2 separate regions of the Homo sapiens genome follow, and region 2 is linked to region 1. Evidence: read pairs that join two places in POLR2A ChIA-PET (ENCODE). Cell type or tissue: Caco-2. All regions are shown on one strand. Links, peaks and the distances in the headings refer to the core of each region. The heading gives the core; the rest is flanking DNA. Region 1 overlaps STAG1 (STAG1 cohesin complex component). Region 2 has its middle 14 kb from the start of MSL2.

Region 1 (4,000 bases), core at 1-4,000:
GCTTGAACCTTGGAGGTGGAGGTTGCAGTGAGCCGAGATCGCACCACTGGACTCCAGCCTGGCGACAGAGTGAGACTCCGTCTCAAAAAAAAAAAAAAAAAAAAAAAAAAAATTCAGATGGTATTGTGACCAAAATAGCAATCCCCTGTTCTGTCCTCTCCACTTCCAACCTGGTGGAATGTTTTCATTTCTTTTAGCTTTTTTCTCCTCTGGCATTTACATAATTATTTACTGATATTTTATACGTATACACTGACAGCATTGTACTAATTGTTTATGATGAACGGGGAGTACATCTAAAGCCTTAGTAAAACATATGCAAAGTAGAATGTAGGAGTTGCCCCTCCAACCCTGTCAAATTCAGAGCCTGGTGGACACCTCAATAAAGTTTCAGGGCAGTCAGTGGTCTGGAACATGTTACCAGAATGTGATGTTTTGTGGAATAAAATGACACATTGGAGAATCCCATGTAGAAAGTAACTGTGGGCAGCTTCTTGGCCCTGAGGTTTGTCTCTAGCCATTAGCCAGCAGGACGTCAAGGGCTTCAGTTATACAACCACAAGGAAATCAACCTAAGTGAGCTTAGAAATCGCTTCTTCCCAGTTGAGCATCCAGATTAGAATGCAGCACGGTAAGTGCCTTGATTGCAGCCTAATGAGACCCTAGAGGATTCAACTGAGCTGTGTTCAGATTCCTGAATCCACAGAAATTGTGAGATATTAGATAACCAATACAACTACCTTATGGCAGAGACAGGAGAACTAGCATAGTGCTAAAGCATTCATACTTAGTTGAGTACGAAGGTATACTTCTGTCATTTCAGGTAACAACTTGCTTTGAGTGGTTCTTGTTAATTGGAGAAAAAGGAGTTAGTGAGGTCAGTAGCTGCATATCAAGTTCCAGGGGCTGCCACTACAGTTAATGTAACCACCTAGTTAAGTTTATTATAGTCCATAGTCATTCTTCAAGATCCCTCTAACTTCAGCATAGGCCAAACTAGTGAGTTAAATGAAGATGTAATAGATTTTACCACCCCTGCTTCTTTCAAGTCTTTGATTAAACTCTGCAATTTCCCAGGGATGTAGTGTTTACTTCTAGTTTATTATCTTGGTAGGGAGAGGAAGTTCCACGAACTTCCTTTTAGCCATATTTAACCTTAATGACCTTAATCGTGTAGGTTAGAAAGCTGATAATGGGGTTTCTGCCAGTTGCCAAGTATGTCTTTTCCAATTACACATTCTGGAAGTGGGGAAATAACCACAGGGTGGGTCAGTGGTGGTCCCACTCTTAGACAGACATGAGTTACAACTCCATCATCTATTACCTGACCACTGTAAGCCCCTGATTTAACTGGTGGACTGCAATGGCATTTTGAATCCCCAGGAATTAATGTCAATTCAGAGACAGTGTCTATTAATACATGAAAGGTCTGGATATTTCCTTTCAACAATGCACAGTATCTCTAATTAATGGCTACAGGTCCCTTTGGGAAAGGATTAAAAGATTTATTGTATGTACTTGGAATAGTTGTACAGGGATCTGGTTCCCCTTCAGTCAGGGGGCTCTGGGTCTGTGAACTGAGACAGGTCTGGAGACTGGTGAGAGTCCATAACTCTCCACAAGTTAGATTTCTGCCTACCAGGCCTAAAGTTTTTTCTTCTCCATAAATCAAACAGTATTCTTGTGGGCTGCCCACCTATATTGTTCCTAGGGGTACTGGTAATGTTATCTACTGCCCAAGATCTCTGCAGGCCAAGACGTTGTGAATACCAGTGTGTCCCTACTGCCCTTTATAGACAATTTGCTCTCTTGGTCTTTGATGGTTAAGTGTGGCCACTTGGGCTGTGTTACCTTGGGATCCCATCATCTCCATAGAAATCTCTTAATGACCACATTCCCCATAGTCATATCTGGCTTACAAAAAAGAGTAAGCTTACAGAACTTTAAAAGCACATAGATATAGTTACTCCCTTCACTATTGTAGTTTTCATTGCCTCTGGGCCCTCTTGTGGAGCATAGTTGAGGAATGGGGCTGCATGTGTATAGTTCTCACATGGTAAGTCTAGTCCAGCATTCCTAACTCCCTAATCTGTCAAGGCCAGGGAGGCTCTGGTATCTCAGCTGTTAAATCCAGCTTTCAGTGCACCAACCAGATAAACTGTTGTAGTCACTTTCAGCGACAGGAACTAATGTATGAAGTCTGGAATCTCTAGTAAGTGCGCCTGATACCAATGAATTTGGCGTGTTATGGTTTTATACCACCTCCTTTGGTAAAATACATTTAGAATCTACTATCATACATGTTCCTCAGATTTCTGTTGAGTATATAAGCTATTTTCTTCTGGGTTATAGTGTGTATTTGTGTTCTTGGAGCATGGTGAGATTTGACCCTAGTCATGGATCTAGTGGCATCAGGGGCTGGTTTTGGTAAGTCTTCAGGAGAATGAGCATCCCCCTTCAAGGCATCTGTCCATGTAAAGTTATCAGAGGGCTTTCAAGCTTAAGAAGGCTAGTATTCTCAAACCTTGGAAAGCAAGCTACTTCCACTGGTATGGGAGGCTCAGAATTACTTGGAGGATGGGGGAGAGCTATTCAAAATTGTTAGTTTGATCTGGGACCAACCAGATTTCTCTGTTCCAAGTTTTTGGATCCCATTCTTTGCCAGTTAAGATCCTTACTTCCAGATGAGAAACTTGGTGAGACTGAATTAAACTGTTATTGCCTCTGATACAATTAGATTTTATTGGCTTGATTTTCAACAAAATCAGCCCCTCACCTATAAGAAATGAGACATTCTAGGATTCTTCATGGAAGTTCTCTGGTTCTCAAATTACGACTTAAGCTGAGCATTAATTGACTTGAGCTTTTTGTTTTATCTCTGTGAATACTCAGGTGTACTTAAAAGGATCTTTCTTAACCCTGCTGCCTTTACAGCCATAATTATTGCCGTAATTCCTAAATTCAGCAGCCATGTAAGCTTTCAAGGCATGTGCTTGAATTGGTACTTTATCACAATCAGCCACCAGCAATAGCTTGATTAATTTTCCCAAGTTACTATATGACATCGATTACTAGCATTCCATTTCCTTGGCAAGGAGCTAAGCTCTATCTTTAATCCAAAGCAAACGAATCTACTTTAATCCAAAGCAAACGAATCTATCTTTCTCCAAAGCAAACGAATCTACTCTTAAGCAGCAGTATAGAATACGAATTCTCTGTGCCCTTGTCTGCTTAACCAAGGTCCTACTAAATGGCTTACTGAGAAAAGTATACTTAACCTAATAGAATTTGAAGAATGTGGACTCTGTACTATGTAGATATCTAGATTGAATTGATTTATCTTTTAGGTTTACCTTACAGGGAGCTTAGGCAGATTTAAAACTCATCTTTAACCACCATATTGACTGCTCTTTTCCATATATTTATATTTCCTCTTTGTAGCCTTGATGTTTTTTATTCTTCTCAATTTAAAAAATGTTATTTTTTAACTACCTCATATTCCTTATGGAACAAGACAGAATATTAATTTTTATACTGCCTTCTAGTACAATATGATAAAATCATAATTATAGCAAATGTCATCATTTTTTGTCATATGAATGTAATCTATGATTCAGATGCTGCTTGTTATAGCTTTCTCATTGAGGATCTATGGCTCAGGTCTCGAGGTTTTCTTTGTATCCAAGTCTTAAACTGGAATCAATTGAGGACATTCAAGCCTATTAGTGTCACAAGTTGAATTTTTCCATACCTTTTCCCATGCTTATATGTATGTGTGTGTGAGAGAGAAAAAGAGAGATTTATTTATTTAAAAAATAGAATCATACTCATTTCTTTGTGCATTTGATGTCAGAAGCAACTGTTTCTGTCATTAGTGCTAACATAGATTCAGCTCATTTGTATTACTAGTTACATTTCATTCTACTGTATGGATATACTATCATTTAGTGAAACGTTCCTTTATAGACATTAAAATTGTTTCGTGGGGTTTTTAAAATAG
Region 2 (17,352 bases), core at 5,987-9,986, 370 kb after region 1:
CTATAGTATCTTCCACATTTATCATTGAGGCTGCCGCTCTGCCCCCCTCCACTACCTCTCAGCAAGCCAAACTCATTGCCTTAACTCGAGCCCTCACTCTTGCAAAGGAATTACACATCAATATTTATACTAACTCTAAATATGCCTTCCATATCCTGCACCACCATGCTGTTATATGGGCTGAAAGAGGTTTCCTCACTATGCGAGGGTCCTCCATCATTAATGCCTCTTTAATAAAAACTCAACGCTGCTTTACTTCCAAAGGAAGCTGGAGTCACATACTGCAAGGGCCACCAAAAGGCATCAGATCCCATCGCTCAGGGCAATGCTTATGCTGATAAGATACCTAAAGAAGCAGCTAGCATTCCAACTTCTGTACCTCATGGCCAGTTTTTCTCCTTCTCATCGGTCACTCCCACCTACTTTCCCACTGAAACTTCCACGTTTCAGTCTCTTCCCATACAAGACAAATGGTTCTTGGACCAAGGAAAGTATCTCCTTCTAGCCTCACAGGCCCATTCTATTCTGTCATCATTTCATAACCTCTTCCATGTAGGTTACAAGCCACTAGCCCACCTCTTAGAACCTCTCATTTCCTTTCCATCGTGGAAATCTATCCTTAAGGAAATCACTTCTCAGTGTTCCATCTGCTATTCTACTACTCCTCAGGTATTGTTCAGGCCCCCTCCCTTCCTACACATCAAGCTTGGGGATTTGCCCCCCGCCCAGGACTGGCAAATTGACTTTACTCACATGTCCCAAGTCAGGAAACTAAAATACCTCTCGGTCTGGGTACATACTTTCACTGGATGGGTAGAGGCCTTTCCCACAGCATCTGAAAAGGCCGACACGGTCATTGCTTCCCTTCTGTCAGACGTAATTCTTCAGTTTGGCCTTCCCACCGCTATACGGTCCAATAATGGACTGGCCTTTACTAGTCAAATCACCCAAGCAGTTTCTCAGGCTCTTGGTATTCAGTGAAACCTTCACACCTCTTACCGTCTTCAATCTTCAGGAAAGGTAGAATGGACTAATGGTCTTTTAAAAACACACCTCACCAAGCTCAGCCTCCAACTTAAAAAAGAAAAAGGACTCTGTCAAGAATAGAGCCCAAAAACTCACCAACCAAACAAGTAATTACACTGAACCCCCTTGGACATTTTCTAATTGGATGTCCTGGGTCCTCCCAATTCTTAGTACTTTAATACCTGTTTTTCTCCTTCTCTTATTCAGACCTTGTGTCTTTTGTTTAATTTCTCAATTCATACAAAACCACATCCAGGCCATCACCAATAATTCTATATGACAAATGCTCCTTCTAACAACCCCACAATATCACCCCTTACCCCAAAATCTTTCTTCAGTTGAATCTCTCCCACTGAAGGTTCCCATGCTGCCCCAATCCTGCTCAAAGCAGCTCTGAGAAACATCGCCCATTATCTCTCCATACCACCCCCAAAATTTTTCGCCACTCCAACACTTCACGACTATTTTGTTTTGCTTTTCTTTAAATATAAGAAGACAGGAATGTCAGGCCTCAGAGCCCAAGCTAAGCCATCATATCCCCTGTGACCTGCACGTATACATCCAGATGGCCTGAAGCAACTGAAGATCCACAATAGAAGTGAAAATAGCCTTAACTGATGACATTCCACCACTGTGATTTGTTTCTGCCCCACCCTAACTGATCAATGTACTTTGTAATCTCCCCCACCCTTAAGAAGGTTATTTGTAATCTCCCCCACCCTTAAGAAGGTTGCTTGTAACTCTCCCCACCCTTGAGAATGTACTTTGTGAGATCCACCCCCTGCCCACAAAACATTGCTCCTAACTCCACCACCTATCCCAAAACCTATAAGAACTAATGATAATCCCACCATCCTTTGCTGACTCTCTTTTCACACTCAGCCCACCTGCACCCAGGTGAAATAAACAGCCTTCTTGCTCACACAAAGCCTGTTTGGTAGTTTCTTCACATGGATGCGCGTGACACTATCGTTGTAGAAGAAAATTTAATGACATGGGAAAATGTTTATGGCATGTTGCCAAGTGAAAAAAAAAAAGCTCCAAAATAGAATTATATTCATGATCTCATTTTGATAGAAAAAAACCCATATATTTCTGTACACATAAATCAAAGTCTGTAAAGACCACAAATTACAGTCGTCTCTCAGTATATGCAGGGGGTTGCTTCCAGAACACCCGAGCATACCAAAATCCCCGCAAGCTCAAGTTCTGCATTTGGTCACGTGGAACTGCATGTACAAAAATCTTCCCTCCTCTGTATATGCAGGTTTTCCATCCCGGCAACACTGTATTTTCTTTTTTTTTTTTTCTGAGACAGAGTCTCACTCTGTCGCCCAGGCTGGAATGCAGTGGCCCGATCTCAGCTCACTGCAAGCTCTGGCCCCTGGGTTCACGCCATTCTCCTGCCTCAGCCTCCCTAGCAGCTGGGACTACAGGTGCCCACCACCATGCCTGCCTAATTTTTTGTATTTTTGGTAGAGATGAGGTTTCACCGTGTTAGCCAGGATGGTCTCAATCTCCTGACCTCGTGATCCACCCGCCTCGGCCTCCCAAAGTGCTGGGATTACAGGCGTGAGCCACCACGCCCGGCCAGAACACTGTATTTTCAATCTTCATTTGATTAGCAAAAATCCATGTGTAACCTCACAGTTCAAACCCATGTTGTTCAAGGGTCAACTGTATTAACAGGTAGATTTATAGGTGGTCTTTTTGTTTGTGTTTGTAAGTTATTTACAATGAACATTTGTAATAAAGTGATTTGTTGTTCTTTTTAAGAAAGAATTGACAAGACATTGAGGAGGAATGGTCAAAGAGTAACTCTAAGGTTATAAACTTGACAGAAAGGGAGATGATGACATAATGATAGAATAGAGTATAGGAAAGCGAGATCTGAATATTGGAGAAAAGATGATGAGTTTGGCTTTAGATGTATAAATTTTAAGGTGACTCAAGGATATCTAGCTGAAGATAGAAGCAAGAAGTTTGAGATGCAAATTTGAAGCTCAGAAGAGGCATCAAGTAGAGAAGTTGATATAATCATTTTTCAAAAAGGGATAATTTAAGCCATTAATGAGAGTGTAGGAGTTACCAGAATGGAGATATGAAATCAGATAGGCTAAAAACTGTGGCCTGGGCTGGGTGGGGTGGCTCACAACTGTAATCCCAGAACTTTGGGTGGCTGAGGTGGGTGGATCACTTGAGGTCAGGAGTTCGAGACCAGCCTGGCCAACATGGTGAAACCCCATCTCTACTAAAAATACAAAATTAGCTGAGTGTGGTGACGCAGGCCTGTAGTCCCAGCTACTCAGGAGGCTGAGGCAGGAGAATCGCTTGAACCCTGGAGGTGGAGGTTGCAGTGAGCCGAGATCACGCCACTGTACTCCAGCCTGGGGCAACAGAGTGAGACTCCATCTCAAAAAAAAAAAAAAAATACAAAAATTAGTCTGGCTTGGTGGCATGCGCCTGTAATCCCAGTTACTCAGGAGGCTGAGGCAGGGGAATCACTTGTACCCATGAGGCAGAGATTGCAGTGAGCCAAGATTGCGTCACTGCACTCCAGCCTGGCTGATAGAGCTAGTCTCTGCCTCAAAAACAAACAAACAAACAAACAAACAAAAAAATCCCTGTGGCCTGAATTAATACAATCATTCATTCATTCCTTCAAAACTAAATGAATGAATACATCAGACCTTCAAAAAAACCTAACAGTTTAATAAGTGAGACGGATGTAAATAGCTGATTTCAATTTAGGAGTATTAATATCAAATTGAAGGCTGGGCGCATTGGCTCATGCCTATAATCCCAGCACTTTGGGAGGCAGAGGCAGATGGATCACTTGAGGTCAGGAGTTTGAAACCAGCCTGGCCAACATGGCAAAATGCAGTTTCTACTAAAAATACAAAAATTAGCTGGGCGTGGTGGTGCCTGCCTATAGTCCCAGCTACTCGGGAGGCTGAGGCAGGAGAATCACTTGAACCTGGGAGGCAGAGGTTGCAGTGAGCTGAGATCTTGCCACTGCATTCCAGCCTGGGCAACAGAGGGAGACTCCGTCTCAAAAAAAAAAAAAAAATCAAATTGAAGGCTGGGCATGGTGATTCAGGCCTGTAATCTCAGGACTTTGGGAGGCCAAGGTGGGGGGATCACTTTAGCCCAGGAGTTTGAGACCAGTGTGGGTAACATAGGGAGACCCCTCTCTACTAAAAATAATATCAAATTGATATGAGAGGGAATCAGCAGCAAATGAAAGAGAGAAAGAGAATACACAGAAATAGGATAACTTGGACACTACAGAATCACAGAACAATGAGGAAGAATGTTTTAATTTTATTTTTTTTGAGATGGAGTATCGCTCTGTTGCCCAGGCTGGAGTGCAGTGGTGAGATCTCAGCTCACTGCAACCTCTGCCTCCTGGGTTCAAGTGATTCTCGTGACTCAGCCTCCCAAGTAGCTGGGACTACAGGCGCATGCCAGTCAAGCCTGGTTAATTTTTGTTTTGTTTTTTTTTTTTTTTTGAGACGCAGTCTCACTCTGTCACCCAGGCTGGAGTGCAGTGGTGTGATCTCGGTTCACTGCAACCTCCACCTCCAGGGTTCAAGCAATTCTCCTGCCTCAGCCTCCCGAGTAGCTGGGACTACAGGCGTCTGCCACCTCACCCGGCTAATTTTTTGTATTTTTAGTAGAGACGGGGTTTCACCAGGGCTGGTCTAGAACTCCTGACCTCAAGTGATTCCCCTACCTCGGCCTCCCAAAGTGTTGGGATTACAGGCGTGAGCCACCGTGCTTGGCCTAATTTTTGTATTTTTAATAGATATGGTATTTTACCACGTTGGCCAGGCTGGTCTCAAACTCCTGGCCTCAAGTGATCCACCCATCTTGGCCTCCCAAAGTACTGGGATTACAGGTGTGAGCCATCATGCCCTGTAAGGGAAGAATGTTTTAGAAAGAAAGATGTGATGAATAACAGGAAGTTTTTTTAGAACAGTTAAGAAGAATAAGGGTTAAGATTTTGTAAAGTAGGTTGATATTGTTGAATGATACCTTTCCTTTGTTCCACAATTGGTGCTTTGGGCCTATAACTGCAGACAATTAAGCTCTAAGTATCCTCAACACCTTCTTCAGGACTAAGAGGCAACAAAACCAGCCCTGCCATCACCTGCCACCACCTCAACACTCTTCCTAGTTCATAGAAAAACAGAGAAGTGGAGCATGAGAGTCCAGTCTTCTGGTTGTGCATTTATGGCCAGAGGCTTCTTGTTCCCCTCCCAAGGACGCTGTGCTTTTCCTCTATTTCCAGTGCCAAGTGGGATTGGAGCTGCAGGAGAGCAGGAAGGGAAGAGTGGTTTTCTGATTGAATGTATTATTGGGCTGGGAACTTGATCTGAGCAAAGGAAAAGGAACCGGAGATGGCAGATGGGGGTTGGTGGTGGGCTGTGGAGAAAACTAAACTCCCACTGTAGCAAAGATGAGTGTGTCCTGTTCTGGGGGACCTGAGAAAAATAGCTGGGATGTGAGCCATCTTGGCAATACTCCTTATAGCGAGGTATCACCAGGCAAGGAGGTCCTAGCAGCAAGAAGCTGCGGATTGAATGCTGGGAGTATGAATGAAAGAGGCTCTGGAAGTGGTTAAGGCGGAGATATTCTTCCATATCATGGGACTGTGCAGTGGAGTGGACACACAGAAGTGGTCTAGAAAAATGCAAACATGCACTCCAAGAGAGACCCTGCACTTGGTTGCCATCTATTCAGAACTTCAGTTGACAGTTGGTCAGAGAAACAGTGGCAACCATCAGAAACAGAACTGCGGCCCTTCCCAGTTGGACAGATGCATGTCCAGGTCCACTCTGAATATTTGCAGGGCCCAGGGCATAAGTACAAATGGTGACCTACGTACCATATGTCTAAATATTTGCACATTATTGATCAAACTAACAAACTTTTAAATAAAATAGGTTTATCCTTCTGCTTTGACAAATATATTTTCAAGGCCAGGCACAGTGGCTCACGCCTGTAATCCCAGCACTTTTGGAGGCTGAGGTGTATGGATCATTTGAGATCAAGAGTTAGAGACCAGCCTGGCCAATAAGGTGAAACCCTCCTCTCTACTAAAAATACAAAAATTAGCTGGGCATGGTGGTGCATGGCTGTAATCCCAGCTACTCGGGAGGCTGAGGCAGGAGACTCGCTTGAGCCCCAGAGGTGGAGGTTTCAGTGAGCTGAGATTTCACCACTGCACTCCTGCCAGGGTGACAGAGCAAGACTCTGCCTCAAAAACAAACACAAAAAAGCACAAACGAACAAATATAGTTTCAAAACAATATGGAAGGCCAGATTTGAATTTAGAATTTTTGAAATCCTTGGAGTTTCTTTTCTTTTTCTTTTTTTCTTTTTTTTTTGAGATGGTGTCTTGCTCTGTTGCCCCAGGCTGGAGTGCCATTGCCCCAGGCTGGAGTACAATGGTGCAACAGTCTCGGCTCACTGCAACCTCTGCCTCCTGGGTTCAAGCGATTCTCCTGCCTCAGCCTCCTGAGTAGCTGGGACTACAGGTGCACGCCACCATGCCTGGCTAATTTTTGTATTTTTAGTATTTTGTATTCTTAGTAGAGGTTTCACCATGTTGGCCAGGCTGGTTTCGAACTCCTGACTTGATGATCCACCAGCTTTGGCCTCCCAAAGTGCTGGGATTACAGGTGTGAGCCACCATGCCCAGCCCGATCCTTGGAGTTTCATACCAGAATGCAGCAGCACAGGTAGAATTGGTCCCCCAACCATGGCTGCTGGCCCACCTCCTTTCTCTTCCTACCTTTGGCTCTTTCTCATATGTTAAGGATCCTAACATGTACATCCCAACCCAAACATATAATCTCTATTACCAGTGCTGTCCCTTGGCTACTTATTAGGCTCTGGGGCAAATTTTCTTTACTCTGTGGACCCCTCTACCTGGCAGATAGGGAAGCATGGCCAGAGCTGCCTCTTCTGGTCTGGACCTGAGAGCACCACCGCCCTTGTCCTGTTTTCTCTTCTGTTTCACCAACACACCAGAGAAGCTAGATCTTCAAGAATGACAGGGAAAGGAAGAGTTGAGATTTTTAAATGTTTTAAAGTGTTTAGTTTGTGGCTGAAATTGCTAGTTGCCACCCAAAGTCTATTCCCTCCTTGTTCCTTAATAACAGAACTTCTGGCTGGGCGCGGTGGCTCACGCCTGTAATCCCAGCACTTTGGGAGGCCGAGGTGGGTGGATCACGAGGTCAGGAGTTCGAGACCAGCCTGGCCAATACGGCGAAACCCCGTTTCTACTAAAAGCACAAAAATTAGCTGGGTGTCGCGGTGGACACCTGTAATCCCAGCTACTCAGGAGGCTGAGGCAGAGAATTGCTTGAACCTGGGAGGCAGAGTTTGCAGTGAGCTGAGATCATGCCACTGCACTCCAGCCTGGGCGACAGAGCAAGACTCTGTCTCAAAAAAAACAAAAGAAAACAACAACAGCAACAACAAAACGTGAATTTGTCATGTTCACAAACCCACTAAAAGACTACTTTTCTGATTCCCTTCCAACTGAGCATGGCAATGTGACTAAATTATGGCCAAAGAAATGTAAGAAAAGTGTTATGTGGGCTGCTTAAAACTGGAGGCTGGTTAGAAGGTGCTGACTCAGCTGGGAGGTGGGCCCTTGTGTTCCCGTTTTGCCTTGCTGTTAGTTGAAATGTGAAATGCTGAAGCTTCAGGAGCCATCTTGGACTATTAGATAACCTTGAAGGTAGAAGGTATATATTTGGATGGTAGAGTATGAAGACAGAGCCTGGATCCCTGATAACAGTGGAACTGCCATACTAACTGTGCATGGCTTTCTTCCAGACTTTCTTTTTTACATAGAATAAGCCAATTTCTATTTTGCTTTAGCATTGTTATTTTAGGTTCTCTCTGATTTCGGCTAAATCCAATTCTGATTCAAAGTTTTAAATTAGACTATATTTTATTAACTAAAAATAACCAAAGTTATGGAATCTGCCCAAGACATAACATAGGGACAAGAAAGGGCAATTTAATACAGCAATGTTCAAAATAGTCATTGGATAATTTTAAAAAGTCAAACACTGGGGGCCTTCTGTGGTTTATTTTTATTTTTTTAAACTGAGGCAGGGTTTTGCCATGTTGCCCAGGCTGGTCTCGAACTCCTGGGCTCAAGGGATCCACCCACCTTGACCTCCCAAAGTGCTGGGAGGTTGCGCCACCCACCGCCAAGCTCCACTATGCCCAGTTCCTCTGTAGTTTTGAAGAATATCGTTTCAGTAGAGTTGTGGGGAGAGAAATCTGATTTTAAGAGACTAAGAAATAGTTAATTAAAAATCAAAATAAGGTTTAATTCTTGCAAAAGATTGACAGATCACAAAACAGGACAGATGTGGACTGAAAGATGGATTTGGGAGCATACAGCATAGCTGGGCAGAACTGGGGAAGATAGTAGTGAGGGACAGAAGGCTGAAGACGTTAAGACCTGGAAAGTTTCTATGCTCACCACTATACCACCGGATGCTGAAGAAGTAGGACTTGGGAAAACCATGGAGCAAATTCCTGGAGGAAACCAGAAACAGAGAAAAGAATGACAGGAAGGGGAATTGTGGAATATTTTGATGTAGAAAAGAAGGAGATCTTTATTTTCTCCTTGGAGGTAAAGAAAGAGGTAAAGTCCTCTGCTAAGAATTGGAAGGCAGCCGGGCACGGTGGCTCATGCCTGTAATCCCAACACTTTGGGAGGCCAAGGTGGGTAGATCACCTGGGGTCAGGAGCTCGAGACCAGCCTGGCCAACATGGTGAAACCCTGTCTCTACCAAAAATACAAAAGTTAGCTGGGCATGGTGGCATGTGCCTGTAATCCCAGCTACTCTGGAGGCTGAGGCAGGAGAATTGCTTGAACCCGGGATGTGGAGGTTGGAGTGAGCCGAGATTGCGCCCCTGCACTCCAGCCTGGCGACAGAGCAAGACTTCATCTAAAAAAACAAAAACAAAAACAAAAAAAAACAATGTGGGGATGTGGAAAAGGTTCAGGAAAGCCCCACAGCACAGTTAAGGACTATAACCTTCAAATGAGACTTTAATGGTAAAAGAAGTTACCATTTGGGATGCCTATTGTCTGCTGGTTATTATGCTAAATTATTTACACACATTACCTCACTGAAAATGAAACATCTTTCCAGTTTGCTGCCTACCTCTCCTTCTGATTCTCTTTTGTGGGATCCTTTCCCTCTGCACTTTGTTTAAATATTGGTGGTCATCACAACTTCATTCTTAGCATTCTTCTCTTCTTACTCCTCCTGGGTAATTTCTATCACTCCCATAGTTTCTATTGCCATATGCTGCTGACTCCCAAGTCTATACCTTCAAATCAAATCCCTCACCCCTATACCCAGGATGCCAGATTCATTTATCCAACTGCCTATTGGACATTTAATTTGGATGTCCCATAGCCACTTCACACTGTACCTGTCCAAAACCTATATTCATAATTTCCCTCCAAACCTATTTTTCCTACTGAGTTCCCTCCCTTTGTGAATTTATAGAATAGTGTTAAGAGTAGCGATTCTGGAACCAGACTGCCTGGATTCAATTCTTACCTTATGTTAGCTGTGTGACCTTGAACAAATTATTAGACCTATGTGCCTCAGTTTCCTCATGTGTGAAATGGGGATAATAATAATAGTACTTACTTCATAGTGTTGTTGAGCATATTAAATGAGTTAATATATTTAATTTTTATTTTAGACAGGATCTCACTCAGTTGCCCAGGCTTCAGCTCAGTGGCATGATCATGGCTCACTGCAGCCTTGACCTCTCAGGCTCAGATGATCCTCCCACCTCAGCCTCCTAAGTTTGTGCCACCACGCCCAGATAATTTTTTTTTTTTTGAGACCGAGTTTCGCTCTTGTTGCCCAGGCTGGAGTACAACAGCACAATCTCGACTCACTGCAGCCTCCGCCTCCCAGGTTCAAGCGATTTTCCTGCCTCAGCCTCCCAAGTAGCTGGGATTACAGGTGCCTGCCACCACACCTGGCCAATTTTTGTATTTTTAGTAGAAATGGGGTTTCACCATGTTGCCTGGGCTGGTCTTGAACTCCTGGACTCAAGTGATCCACTCACCTCGGCCTCCCAAAGTACTGGCATTATAGGTATGAGCCACTGTGCCCAGCTTCAAGGTATTATTATTATCTCCATTTTATAGATAAGAAAACTAAGGCTCAGAGAACTTGAATAATTTTTCCCAAATCTACACAGTAAGTATTGAAATAAAGCTTTGTTCATGCTATTCCACTGCCCCATGCTCCCTCTCAAAGCTCAGGAATAACAAGGGCTCAAAAAGTCTAGCTTGTTCAACTTCAGGTTAGAAATCTTCATTCCAGCTGGGCATGGTGGCTCACACCTGTAATCCCAGCCCTTTGGGAGCCCAAGGTGGGCAGATTGCCTGAGCCCAGGATTTCAAGACCAGGCTGGGCAACATGGCAAAACTCTGTGTCTACCAAAAATACAAAAATTAGTCATGGTGGCATGCGCCTGTAGTCTCAGCTACTTGAGAGGCTGAGGCAGGGAGGACCCATTGATCCTGGGAGATTGAGGCTGCAGTGAGACTGATCGTACCACTGCACTCTAGCTTGGGTGACAGAGCAAGACCCTGTCTCAAAAACAAACAAACAAACAAACAAACAAACAAACAAACACCTCATTCCTAGCTTAGTCTGTCTTGGAATTGCAAAGACCATTTTTAAACCTTTATTGTCTAAGACTCTATAGTTAGATATCTTTGGGAATCCTGTTTTATCTAAGAGATGCACCCTTTTAAAACACTCCTGCGATCTTTTTTTTTTTTTTTTTGAGACAGAGTCTCGCTCTGTCACCCAGGCTGGAGTACAGTGGCACGATCTTGGCTCACTGCAACCTCCATCTCTCGGGTTCACGCCATTCTCCTGCCTCAGCCTCCCGAGTAGCTGGGACTACAGGCTCCTGCCACCACGCCTGGCTAATTTTTTTTTTGTATTTTTAGTAGAGATGGGGTTTCACCGTGTTAGCCAGGATGGTTTCAATCTCCTGACCTCGTGATCCGCCCGTCTTGGCCCCCAAAATGCTGGGATTACACGCATGAGTAATCTTTTTTAATGTCCTTAATCAACTCCCTCTCCCTTTCACAGAGCAGCAATTCCAAACTTTCATCACTTACTTGATGGACTCTTCCTCACTACCTTCTCTAATAGTGAAATGTTAAAACAGTCAGATTTGGGGCTACTTCAGTCCTACCTGCTTAACTCAACCTGCTTGATCAGAGGACTATCTTAAACATGTAGTGCAGAGCCCAGGTGAGGAAGGTGATGACCATGAAACTATGCAACCTGCAGGTAGTACCATATGCTATGTAGAACAGGTGGGAGTTGTGTATGAAAACTGTCCTAAGACAGAGAGGGATTCTTAGATAATGGAGAAATAGCCCCCAGGGGAAAATGGGCTGTATTCCAAAAATTCAATTTTAAATTGACTGTTTGGAATGCAGAACACATTTTCCCTTAGAAACAATGCCATGAATAATTGCAGTTATTTTTCTCAGGAAAGTCCACACAAGCTTGTTTAACTCATAATGTAACAGCCATATCTGCTAAGACATTTTAGATTTGCGTCAAGTAGATCCCTAAATCCTTACTACTCTGAATTATAAATTAGCCGTGTACATAGCTGCCACCCCAACTAGACTGTGAACTCTTTGAGGGCTAGAAACTGTTGAATTATTCATTTTTGTATTCTGAATGCCTGGCATATAACTGGCAATAAACGTTGGTTGCATAAATGAATGGACAAATTTAATAGGCATTTGAATACTGTTGAAAGTGTCTTGGGGAATAAAAACAGTAACATTTAGTGGATCCCTTAATGCGTTTGGCACTGTCTTAGGTAGATGACCAATAAAGCAAGCTGCTTTGTTAAGGCTGGAGTTAGAGATGAAGAAGATAAAAAAAAAATTTAATATTTGAGGTGTAAAATAAATGAGTGCTTGACTTGCTAAATACATGTTTTTGGATTAAATCAATGGAGAGATACATTGATTTGGAAAATGTTATGGAAAAAATATCAGCAGGAATTGCTTGGAGGGGGAAGGGAGGTGGTTCTTGGGAGCTCTAGGACTGAGGAGGGGAGAGCTATGACCACAGCTAAGAGCAGAGGATGGAAGAGGAAGTTTGGTAATGGTCAGAAAGGAATGATCAGGAAAGAACAGAAGTATCAGTCTGAATTACAGCCTAGTTTAATTTCATCTGGTTTACTGCTCCCTATAAAGAAGTACTACCCTGGCCAATCTCTGAAGATTTTTCATGAGTTTAGATTATGCTATTTTTACTTTCCCATAGATTGTGTTTAATTAGATTTATTGGTTTCCACAATGACAGTAGATTAAGCATTTGTGGCTTTTGTTTTTGAGACAGGGTCTCACTCTGTCACCTGGGTTGGCGTATAGTGGTGACATCTCAGCTCACTGCAACCTCCTCCTCCCAGGCTCAAGCAATCATCCCACCTCAGCCTCCTAGGTAGCTGGGACCACAGGTGTGCACCAGCACACCCAGCTAATTTTTTTGTATTTTTGGTGGAGACGGGGTTTTGCCATGTTGCCCAGACTGGTCTCGAACTCCTGAGCTCAGGTGATCCACCCACCTTGGCCTCCCAAAGTGCTAGGATTACAGGCATAAGCCATGGTGCCCGGCCAGGCATTTGTTAAAATCTGGTAGGGATGTGTATAATGGTGAAAACGATGGGATAGAAATAATAAGCAATGAGGGAGAATGCAACTTGAGAAAGTGGGAGAGGGAACATCATCTCTACAGAGAGTTTTTGGTGGAGGAAGATAAAGGAGGGGACAGAGGAAGGAGGGTGAAAGAGGAAGGGAAAGGAAGACAAAAATTAGCTATTTTGTAAACAATCTAACCCGTCAGAAAGTCTCTCTGACTGCTTGCCTGATCTTTGTTCTTTGAAAACATAACTACAACTATTTCTGTATTTACTTCATTGTCTCCAAAGTGCTAGAGTGCATACAATAAATACTTGATGATTGATATTCTGAGTGTTTCAAATCAATTCACACTTTTGGTTTTATTAAGGACCTTATAATTAACATTGATTTGATCAAGCTGAAACAAGAACTGGCTTCAAATTTGTAAGGCATTTTATATCTCTCCCCAAGGAAAAAGCAAACAATTTTCCATGCCTATTAGGTACTACACACTATACTAGTGAATTTACTTATATTGTCACATTAATCATTATTTTAACAATTATTGAATTCCTATTATATGTCAGACCTTATGCTAAGCAATGAGGATAAGAGGCAAAGAGGGAGAAAACTGACCTCCTAAGAGTTATAGAAATATAATGGGGAGGAAACAGGGCTAAACCAACAACTGCAGCATAGTGTGGTAGTGCAACAAAAGAGGTAAACACGCTTTTTATCAACTTGGACCTGGCAGAATGGCTTCCACAAAGAAGGGTGGCGAGAAGAAAAAAGGCCGTTCTGCTATCAACGAGGTAGTGACCCGAGCATACACCATCAACATTCACAACCACATCTATGGAGCGGGCTTCCAGAAGTGTGCCCCTAGGGCACTCAAAGAGATTCGGAAATGTGCCATGAAGGAGATGGGAACTCCAGATGTGCACATTGATACCAGGCTCAACAAAGCTGTCTGGGCCAAAGGAACAAGGAATGTTCCATACTGAATCTGTGTGCTGTTGTCCAGAAAACGTAATGAGGATGAAGATTCACCAAATAATTTCTATACTTTGGTTACCTATATACCTGTTACCACCTTCAAAAATCTGTAGACTCAACGTGGATGAGAACTAATCGCTGATCGTCAAATACATCGAATAAAATTATAAAACTGCCTTCAAAAAAGAAAAGAAAGAGGTAAGCACTTGGCAATATTGGAGAATAGAAGAGGGAAGCTTTAATTCAAAATGGGTATACAGACAATAAGAAAAACAAGTATTTTCCACAATCCCACTATCCAGAAAAAAATAATATTTTGGTGTATGTCTTTATAGTCATCTTTTTACCATGCATGGATATTTAGTTTTTCCAAAATTGTTCTGTTAATCAGGGTTTAAAAAAATTAATATATTATGAATATCTTCCCCTGTCAATAAATACATTTTTATATCATTTTAATTTTTTACATCATTCCTAATAGCTATATAATATTCTACTATGTAGATATATCCATAATATAGGTTGTTTTCAATCTGGAAATTTGGATTGGTTCTTTTTAAAATAGTATAAACAACTGCAATGATTATTATATAAAAATCTCTGGCCAGGCGCTGTGCTCACGCCTGTAATCCCAGCACTTTGGGAGGCTGAGGCGGGCAGATGACGAGGTCAGGAGATTGAGACTATCCTGGCTAACACGGTGAAACCCCGTCTCTACTAAAAATACAAAAAATTAGACGGGCGTGGTGGCAGGCGCCTGTAGTCCCAGCTACTTGAGAGGCTGAGGTAGGAGAATGGCATTAACCCGGGAGGCAGAGATTGCAGTGAGCCGAGATTGGGCCACTGCACTCCAGCCTGGGCAACAGAGCGAGACTCCGTCTCAGAAAAAACAAAAAACAAAAAACAAACAAAAAAAACCGTAAAAATCTCTTCATAATCCTAGATTATCCTATTGTCTTAGATCTCTGGTTCCCAAAGAGTGCACTAACGTACCCCCAGGTGCCACAGAGAACTCATAGAGAAGCCGCAGGATATTTCAACCTTGTGAGGAAAATATTTGACATTTGTTGGTTACTGTAAAAATTACAGTTTCAACATTAGATCACCTTACATTCCTTTCAATGAGGTTATATCTTTGCAAAGCTGGGTTTTTGCTGGTGCTGTGACAAAAATAAAGCATTGCACAAAAATCCATGTGATCTGGGAAATGAGGGTGATGTCCAATCTGATTTTTTTTTTTTTTGAGACAGAGTCTTGCTCTGTCACCAGGCTGGAGTGCAGTGGCACGATCTCGGCTGTCTGCAACCTTTGCCTCCTGGGTTCAAGCGATTCTCCTGTCTCAGCCTCCCAAATAGCTGGGACTACAGACGCGTGCCACCACGCCCAGCTAATTTTTGTGTTTTTAGTAGAGACGGGGTTTCACCATGTTGGCCAGGCTGATCTCGAACTCCTGACCTCAAGAAATCCTCCCACCTCGGCCTCCTAAAGTGCTGGAATTACAGGTTTGAGCCACCGTGCCTGGCCTACTTTTTCAAATAGCTACCATGTTAGGGCATAAATACTCATTAAGTTGTTTGGACCTAACTACTTAAAAAACTCTTTCAGGCCGGGTATGGTAGCTCACGGTTGTAATCCCAGCATTTTGGGAGGCCGAGGCGGGCAGATCACATGAGGTCAGGAGTTTGAGACCAGCCTGGCCAACACAGTCTCTACTAGAAACCCCGTCTTCACTAAAAATACAAAAATTAGCTGGGCGAGGTGGCAGGTGCCTGTCATCCCAGCTATCGGGAGGCCAAGGCAGGAGAATCACTTGAACCCGAGAGGTGGAGGTTGCAGTCAGCCAAGATCGCACCATTGCACTCCAGCCTGGGCAACAGAACTAGCCTCCATCTCAAAAACAAACAAACAAAAAACCCAAAAAGAAAACAAAACAAAACACAAACTATTTCATATTTCTTTTGGCCTAAGGGTGTGGTGAAAAATTACTGAGATGCTAAAGGCACCATGAACCAAGAAAGTTTGGGAATCTCTAACTTAGGATCAATTAGAGACTTATGTGGAACTGCTAGTTTTGAGGCTCTGTAAACTTCACAAGCTTTTAATATTGCCTGTTGTCCTTCAGAAATATTCTATCAATTTATACACCCAGTAGCAGGTTAATTTTCTCTTACTTCATATGGTGACCCTTGAACTAAATGAGTCCAGAAGAGTTGACTTGAATGAGAAACCATGACTGAAAAATTTTGCTGAGTTCTCTAGTTAATACAAAAAGGAGTAAGAAAGGACTTCTAACCTTAAAGGCAGAGCCTGTCTTACCTTCCCAGACTCTGGTACAGGGCTTTGCTAGAGCAGAGGCTTAGTAAACACATGTTGATGAAATGAAAAGAACTCCATTCACAAGAGTTTCCAAGGCAAGATTGAAAACAACATAAGGTTATAGTGAAAGCATACACACTTTAGGTTACCAGATAAAATAAGAATGCTGTTAAATTTAAATTTCAGGCTGGGTGCGGTGGTTCACGCCTGTAATCCCAGAACTCTGGGAGGCTGAGGCAGGCAGACAGCTTGAGACCAGGAGTTCAGACCAGCCTGGGCAACATAACAAAACCCTGTCTCTACTAAAAATTCGTGGTGGTGTGTGCCTGTAGTCCCAGCTACTTGGGAGGCTGAGCTACCTGAGCCCAGGAGGTAGAGGCTGCAGTGAGCCCAGATCTTGCCACTGCACTCCCGCTTGGGTGACAGAGCAAGACCCTGTCTCCAGAAAAAAAAAAAAAGGAAGACATTATCTTAAATTGATAGTTTAAGAAATATGTGGCTCATGCCTGTCATCCCAGCAGCACTTTGGGAGGCTGAGGCTGGGGGCGGATAGCTTCAGCTTAGACAACATGGCTAGACTCCCATCTCTCCAAAAAAAAAAAAAAAAAAAAAAATTACAGGCAACCTACAGAGTGAGAGAATATTTTTACAATCTTTCCATCTGACAAAGCTCTAATATCCAGAGTCTACAAGGAACTCAAACAAATCTACAAAAAAAAAAAACAACCCCATTAAAAAGTGCTCAAAGGATATGAACAGACACTTCTCAAAAGAAGACATTCATGCAGCCAACAAGCATATGAAGAAAAGCTCAACATCGCTGATTAGAGAAATGCAAATCAAAACCATAATGAGATACTATCTCACACCAGTCAGAACACCATTATTAAAAAGTAAAGAAACAATAGATGCTGGCGAGGTTGCGGAGAAATAGGAGTGCTTTTACACTGTTGGTGGGAATGTAAATTAGTTAAACCATCGTGGAAGACAGCGTGGCAATTCCTCAAAGATCTAGAACCAGAAATACCATTTGACCCAGCAATCTCATTACTGGGTATATACCCATAGGAATATAAATCATTCTATTACAAAGATATATGCATGTGTATGTTCATTGCAGCTCTATTCACAATAGCAAGGACATGGAATCAACCCAAATGCCCATCAAATACCCACAGACTGGACAAAGAAAATGTGGTACATATACACCATGAAATACTAGGCAGCCATAAAAAGGAATGAGGTCATGTCCTTTGCAGGGACATGGATGAAGCTGGAAG

The links. ChIA-PET counts read pairs that join two places held together with the same protein. Peaks named below come from ENCODE experiments on the same cell type or tissue, not always from the same donor. Only the 100,000 strongest peaks of a DNase experiment are listed, where the experiment ranks them.
Region 2: POLR2A ChIA-PET joins it to region 1 with 5 read pairs; 2 of 35 experiments call an interaction of 5 or more read pairs at or near these places.

Annotation. Positions count from the first base shown.
Region 1 is chr3:136,576,071-136,580,070 of GRCh38, reverse strand. The region is part of intron 4 of STAG1 (STAG1 cohesin complex component); the gene reads left to right. Among named protein-coding and RNA genes, the nearest start is that of STAG1, 170 kb to the left of the region's middle. In Caco-2, for the core only: no CTCF peak of the experiment used is centred there; a DNase peak (open chromatin) is centred at 2,060.
Region 2 is chr3:136,202,079-136,219,430 of GRCh38, reverse strand. It overlaps the pseudogene RPL31P23. Among named protein-coding and RNA genes, the nearest start is that of MSL2, 14 kb to the right of the region's middle. RefSeq lists an enhancer at 5,770-6,064. In Caco-2, for the core only: no CTCF peak of the experiment used is centred there; no DNase peak of the experiment used is centred there.